Regions from separate parts of the Homo sapiens genome. Here region 1 is linked to region 2. Evidence: chromatin contacts called from ENCODE Hi-C or POLR2A ChIA-PET data. All regions are on one chromosome and are shown on one strand. The core of a region is the stretch at or near the end of the contact, and the rest is flanking DNA. Distances in the headings are between cores, read along the strand shown.

Region 1 (3,333 bases), core at 297-2,796, 1.2 Mb after region 2:
GGTGGTGAGCCTGATTTGACCTGTGAGATGCAGTTTGCCAACCCTTGGTCTAGAGGAACAGTAAATCAAAACTTAAGGTTTGTTTACTATGTGGGACATCTGATCACTTGAAAATTTTTAGTGGTTCTTCGAGGCTTGAGAACTTTCTCTGGCTGAAACTTGGAGTTCACTGCAGGAATGTTTACCTTCCTTTGTTCCCTATTTTTGCAGTCTAGTTCTCTCCAATGGCAGAGTCATGCTCCTTCAGTGGGAGATGACTACTGGAATGTTTAATCCTTAATTAAATCATGCCTAAGTCTAAAACACTAAACCCTTCTCTGTCTCCACCTGCTAAGTAGCTGAATCCTCACTTGTAACTTTGTCTAGTATACATTGGAAGTTCGCTGTCACCTGGGATCAGTTCTGCCCCTGTACTGTCTAACAACATGACTATTGGTGGACCAAAGAGAGATTATTTTTCCTAGACCAGAAAGGTTTACTTTTATCTTTAGCTATCAACCCCTCCCCCCACCTTTTTATGACCTCACTTTATCTCCAAGTCACATGCTATCTTGAGTGGCACTGTTGAAGGATGCCCCAGGATAAGGGAAAAAAGGTAAGATAAATGCAAAGCAAAATAAAATGGTCAAGGACACAGGAAGGACATAATAGGGGCTAGGATGTGGGAGGCCTTGAGAATTAAGGTAAATTTGTTTGCTATGGAATGAGATGGAAGTCTTAGGAGGTCGTCATGAATAGATGTTTCACAAGTGAAAGCTGGGTGGGAGGGCTCACTTAAACATGGACTGAATGCCTACTGTGCACTAGATAGTATGCTGGGCAATCAGAGATGAATAGCAGATAAGGAAAAATAAAAGCTACAATCCTTAGAATGGTGGGTTGGAGAAGGACAGAATAAGGTTTTTAGATAATAAAAGGCAACAAGATTTAGTGATAGAGGATGGTGAGGGGAAAAGGGATATATAGAGGGATTAGAAATGGGTGCTTTGGGGAGAAAAGCAAGTGGTAATCCTAAAAGAGAAAGCTGGAGAACAAAGGATAAAAAATTAGGAGGTTGGTACTTTGCTGAACTAAGGGGTAAAATGGATGAAACCATCAGGAGCTGTGATTGCTCTTCTGTTCTTTGTGGATGCCCATGTTCAGATCCCCTACGGCCCTTTCCTCTCTGTGGTTGAAGGACAACTACAGAAGAGGTGTCTTCTGTGTTATAAGGTGCAATACTCCCCCCAGAGACCTCTCTATGAGGAAGTCTGATCCAGCGAGAGTTCTACTGCCCACGAGGGGACAGCGTTAGGTTCGAGCTCTCTAATCCAGGTTTCTTTGAGTTTATCTTGGTTCTAACCGGCACGCCGGGTTTTCCAGCATTCCCTGAGCTAAGACTCCCTAATCTGGGCTCCGGGTGAGCGCGCATTCCGAGACCCAGGATTTCGCTCCTTCATCCAGGTTCCGGGTTTCCCCTGCGCTCACCGGCTCCAGACTCCACACAAGCGCGGAATCCGGATCCGAGGGCCTGGCAGTCCAGTGTCCGCGTCTTCCGGGTGACTCTGGTTGTCCCGGATCGCGGCGGCGGCGGCGGTGGCGGCGGCTGAGGGACCCGCGGCCCCGGACACAGCGGCACCGGCCGGGCGGGGCGGAGAGGCGCGGGGAGGGGGCAGAGAGCCAGAGCCGGAGCCGGAGCCGGAGCCGGGGTGGGGTGGGGGGGAGGGGCCGCGGGAACGGATGGCGGCCTGGGCCCCGTAGCAGCGGCGGCTCTACGGCCCGGGGCCCCGGGCGGGCGGAGGTGGCGGCTCCCGGGACCGGCCGCGCGGTGAGTCCGGAGCTTTGTGTGGAGCCGGGACTGGGGGAGGAAAGAGGCGGCGGCACCGATGGGGCGCGGGGCTGAGGGGATCTGATGGGGGCCGGGGGCGGCGGCGCTGCCTGACGGAGGAAGTGGGGGTTGGGGGGGCTGGGGCGGAGCGAGGGGAAGGTGTGTAGGGGGGGTCGTTGCGTGGGTGGGGGAGGGGGCGTCGAGGGGCGCGGGGTGAAGTTCAAAGCGTGGCCACGGCCGGTTCAGGCTGAGGGTAGGGGTGCCCGGGAGGGGATTAGGGTCTGGCTAGGTTATGGGAGCAGGCCAGAGAGTTTCTGAGGCGAGTCTGGGTATGTTGAGGGCGCTCGGGGCGACTGGGGCCAGTCAGGGAGTTGGCGGGGGAGGGGGGGCGGGGGCGGTGGTGGTTGTTCAGAGCATAGGGTCGGAAGCAGGACGTGTGCGTGACCTAGGAGTGGGGAGCAAGGTGGCTGGGATCCTGCAGTAAGTAGGTTGTGGGTGTGTGCCCCTAACAGTCTTCAGGTCACATTTACTCCTGTCCTTTTCTTCAAGATGGAGGGATCCCTGGGCCTGGACCTCAACTGCTATCCTTGTACCCCCGGGAGGGTTTGTGACCCTATCCTGTTTGGAAAACCCATGCTGCCCTCTTTTCCCTTTATGTGTAATTACGGTTGGATCATCTCTGTGCTTTGCTCAGATTCTCCTTCCTCCCTCTGGGGTTGAGGAGGAGGAGACACATCTGACCAATTAATGTGTGTTTGTGAAACAGGCAGCAGCAAACAGTCATTTCAGCTTCGAGGAATTAGGCTCACACAGGGTGGAGAGATCAGAGCCCTTCAGGGGGAATATTTCTGAACAAATCACGGATGATTAAATTCTCTAAGAAACAGCTCCCTACCTAAATGAGAGTGAGAAAGATAGGGAAGAAAGCCTGTCTGTTTCCAGCCATGTGTCCAGAGCCTAAGGGGTTGAGGAGAGTCCCCAAGCCCCTACAGGCCTCCCTTTTCTGTATTAGGCTTTGCTCTGCAGCCTTGAGTTAATTTCACCCCTGCTGCTTTGTCTTGGGGGAGGGAGTGCTGGTTTAGGCTGTTGTGAGGAGATGACTGTTCTGCTGCCACACACAATAGTCGTGTCATTTTATCGGGAGCGCTACCCCAGGGCTGAGAACTGCTGCAGCAGAGATAAACCGGTCCCTCTCACCCGCCTATTGTGTACACAGTGAAGGTCATAGGTTCAAGTCTTGTCTGAGAGCTTTGGATATGCTCCATCTCCCAGGCTCCTCAGTGCCATTTTCTTCCTTTTCCAGACTGGGGCTTGCCATTGGAGGAGGCCAGAGAGAAAGGCTCTTCTTTTTGAGTGAGGAACAATGCAGAGCTCATTGGCACACATTTTTCAGAAGAATAAGGGATGCCAGCCATGTTGTGCCTGCCTCTTTGGCTAGCCTGTACTAAGTTGTGAAGGAATAGTGTCTGGTAGACTCAACTACGATGTTTGTTTCAGACCCTTAAGGAAGAAGACTTCAAGGGAAG
Region 2 (3,534 bases), core at 260-2,759:
TTTTCCATATCTTTACAAAGCAGATCTATCACTCTGAACTGTTGTCTCGACCCGAGTTTTGATAGGTATTGTGCTGGGATCTGACCATTCAAAATACAATCACTGGAATCTGAAGAAGTATTCTGTGGGAGTGAATGGAAATATATATGACTTTTAAATGGGCAAAGGTAATGTTTTTCTGTAAGAATTAAATACCTGCAGTTGTATTATTTGAAGGTGCATTTTCAGGGGCGAGCTGCAAAACATCTGTCAGGTCCCAACATTTGTCTACTGGTGTTTTTTTAAATGTGGATTGCCAAAATCTTTATTCATGATGGACATTATGTAGGAGTGGTTAATACTTACATAGCACTTACCTGTGTCAGGCACACTGATCAAAATAACCGACGAAGTATTATTCAACATAAAGAAAAATCTAACTTGGATGTGAATGATCAGAGAACTTAAGTTTTAATTTTTAAACCTTTCAGAAATTGTTAATATAGATGTTTATAACTTCCACCTTTTAAATTATTTCACTTATTGAACAGATATTAGTGAACTTCTAGGTGCTGAGGAAACAACAAAGAGCAAAGCAAAGTCCCTGTCCCCCAGGAGTTCGCGTTTTAACGGGGAAGAAAAATAAGCAAGTGAAATGGACGACTGTGAGAAGACGGAGCAGGGAGATGTTACTATTGCTTGTAGGGTGGTCACAGAATGCCTGCAAAAACAACCCTTTTGAAGAATTGGGAAAAAAATAAAAACCATTTGGCTGAAACAGCCCTGAGAAGGGCAGCTTCTTCCACCACTCTTTCATCATTTTACCATCTGTGGGTTATCCCCGGGGTCACTGCTATCCCAGCCTAGGTTTTATACAGGATGGAGTACGAAGTTCCCGCAACTATCCAAACGGTAAAATGTGCTTAAAAAAAAAAAAAAACCTATTTAAAAAGGAATCCTGCTTGTTCCTGCGCTACATTTTTGTTTAGTCTCTTTGGTTGACTTGGAATCTCTGCCTGTTCTCGGTGCATGCGGCTCGAAGGTGGGCTAGGGAGCTTCCCTTCTCTTAACCACCTCGCGGCCGGCACTGGAACCCGATCGGAGTGTATCTGTGGGGCTGCGGCGATGGCTGGGGCCCTAACGTCGCCGAGGACGCCCGCCTCGGGAGCAGGAGCTGCGGCGTGGCCCTGGCGCTTCCGGACACCCGGTAGGGCGGAGGGCCCAACGGTGGGGTCCGCGCTCACCGCCTTGAGCCCGCCCCTGCGCCCGGCGCCCTCAGCCCACGCCCCGCCCAGTCCCCCAGGCCCTAGCGTTTACCCCCACGCCCCGCCTCGCCCCGCGACCCACGTACCCCGCCTCCGAGCCCCGCCCCCGCCCCCACGTGCCCCGCCCCCGAGCCCCGCCCCCGTCCCCGTGCCTGCCCATGAGCCGCGCCCCGCCCCCCGCGTCCCGCTTAGCCCCCCACCCCGAGCCCCACCCACCGAACCCCGCCCGCGCCGGGAGCATCTCGCGTCCCCAACGGGCCCCCGGGTCGGTTTCCGCGGTGGCCATGACTGCGGCCGTGTTCTTCGGCTGCGCCTTCATTGCCTTCGGGCCTGCGCTCGCCCTTTATGTCTTCACCATCGCCACCGAGCCGTTGCGTATCATCTTCCTCATCGCCGGGTGAGGCGGTCGCGTCGGGAAACCCGGACGCCGGGGCTCCCCTCCCCCGCTGGGGTTACCCGCGACCCTCGGCGCCCCCACCGCGCGGCTCGACCTTGTTGCGTTTCAGACGGGAGGAGGGTTGAGAGGGGGAGAGCGGAGATCCGGCTCCCCAAAGGCGCCTCGCCCTCTTAGGAAGAAGCGCACACTGGGGGTCAGGGCCTTTTGCCTGGGGCTCATGGGTGGGGTTTAGTGATCCGTGAAGCTACTAAAGTTGTATAAAAAAATTATGGATAAGTTCATATATGCATCCTTCATTTTCTGGAGGGGGAGTCCCTAATTTCCCTCAGATTCTCAAAGGCATGTGTAATCCCCAAAGGGTTAAAAACCATTGGCGTTTAGGATAGTAGTGCGCGACTTCCGCCTATTAGAATCACCTGTGGCCAGGTGCTTTAAAACATGCCGATGCCCACCCCCACCCCGATCCATTGAATCAGAATGTCTAGGGGATGGGATTCGGGCTTCAGAAAAAAAAAAAAAAATTTAAGCTCCTTTTGGATGGTTCCGTTGTGCAGCCGAAGGGTGGAAACCTGTAAAAACACCGAAGCACCTGACTGTGCGTCTCCTTCTGGGAGCTTGGTAAATACCGGACTCTGGTGTCCCATCGCAGTCATCACCTGCCTCTTACTTGCACATACCACATCCCCCCTCCTCTGATGAGTCTCTCTTGGCACCAGACTAGGCCAATGATTCCCGCTTTTCTGCGTTTCTTCACCTCCCACAAACGTATTGAAAGTGCTTCGCTGCATGTCATTTTAAAAATAATAGAGATTTGGGAAGGGTCTGTAAAGCTTGCTATAATCATTAGAATCCCCAGGGGTGCTGTAAGACCTGGAGGGCTTGGATACTGATCCAGATCAGAACACAGGTTTTCAAGTTGAATTTTATACCAGTCACTTTATTAATAGAGATGTAGATATTTTTCTGGAAAAGATACTCATCTTTGCAGATATCTGATCAGTAAATCCATAATTTCTTGTAAGTTTTAAGAATATGAAAATTGCAGTAATCAGGGTTGTGTATTTTCTTGTTTTGGCTCATCAATGGGCAGAGCATTGATTAGAAAGAGTAGCAAATAACCAAGTTTCTAGCTAGATAGTCCTTGGCAGATAGAGTCTGCAGATGTACTTGCAAGTAGCAGGGTCATTGAAAAAAGTAATTGTTGGGAAACCTCAGCCTTCCTCTTGGACACGTTTGTCTCACCAAGGAAAATGCACCGTTAAGAACAACTGATCAGAGTATCACTTTATGAGGACTTTCTTTTCCTTATTGAAACGTCAAGAAATCTCTTCCTTCTCAAGCAGGTTTTTTTTTTTTTCCTGCTTTTAAACATTATTAATCCTGTACTGATGTTCACTTGTAACTTTTTTTCCCGTATTTTTCAGAGCTTTCTTCTGGTTGGTGTCTCTACTGATTTCGTCCCTTGTTTGGTTCATGGCAAGAGTCATTATTGACAACAAAGATGGACCAACACAGAAATATCTGCTGATCTTTGGAGCGTTTGTCTCTGTCTATATCCAAGAAATGTTCCGATTTGCATATTATAAACTCTTAAAGTAAGTTAAATACCTGCCTTACCTTTTTTTTCCCCAGTTAGATTTTAGTTATGATTTGGTCATTTGAAACGTGAATATAGTATTGTATCTATGCCCTCCTACATAGTACTAAGCCAAGAGATTGGTACATTTCCAGCCTGAAAATCTTGAGTGTTCTTTTATCTTGTGGAAATTTCTTATTTCCTTCCTTTCTTCCTTTATTCAAAAAAATATTTCTTGAGAATCAATCCCAGACACTATCCTAGGTACTGGGGATACATCAGTGATTAAAAGACAGAGTCTCTGGCTTCATGGAGCT

What was found. A loop is a pair of places that touch in the nucleus more often than their neighbours do. ChIA-PET counts read pairs that join two places held with the same protein, here RNA polymerase II (POLR2A). Pooled maps may share reads with other maps.
Region 1: a pooled map shows a loop between it and region 2 (2.1-fold over the local background). The contact joins the promoter of ZNF609 here to the promoter of APH1B in region 2. A Hi-C loop is called at or near these places in 1 of 168 maps with a recorded cell type or tissue (heart right ventricle) and 1 of 50 pooled maps. POLR2A ChIA-PET finds 5 or more read pairs at or near these places in 1 of 52 experiments (H1).

The regions. Positions count from the first base shown.
Region 1 is chr15:64,459,032-64,462,364 of GRCh38, forward strand. ZNF609 (zinc finger protein 609) reads left to right here and starts at 1,547. Exons shown (of 10, transcript NM_015042.2): 1 at 1,547-1,807. LOC105370861 (a long non-coding RNA gene) reads right to left here and starts at 1,556. Exons shown (of 3, transcript XR_932367.3): 1 at 1,468-1,556. RefSeq lists an enhancer at 1,069-1,138 and silencers at 1,599-1,718, 1,779-1,878.
Region 2 is chr15:63,276,096-63,279,629 of GRCh38, forward strand. APH1B (aph-1B gamma-secretase subunit) reads left to right here and starts at 1,510. Exons shown (of 6, transcript NM_031301.4): 1 at 1,510-1,641; 2 at 3,066-3,236. The coding sequence starts at 1,529. LOC124903504 (a long non-coding RNA gene) reads left to right here. Exons shown (of 2, transcript XR_007064674.1): 2 at 1-757. RefSeq lists silencers at 1,037-1,456, 1,537-1,816.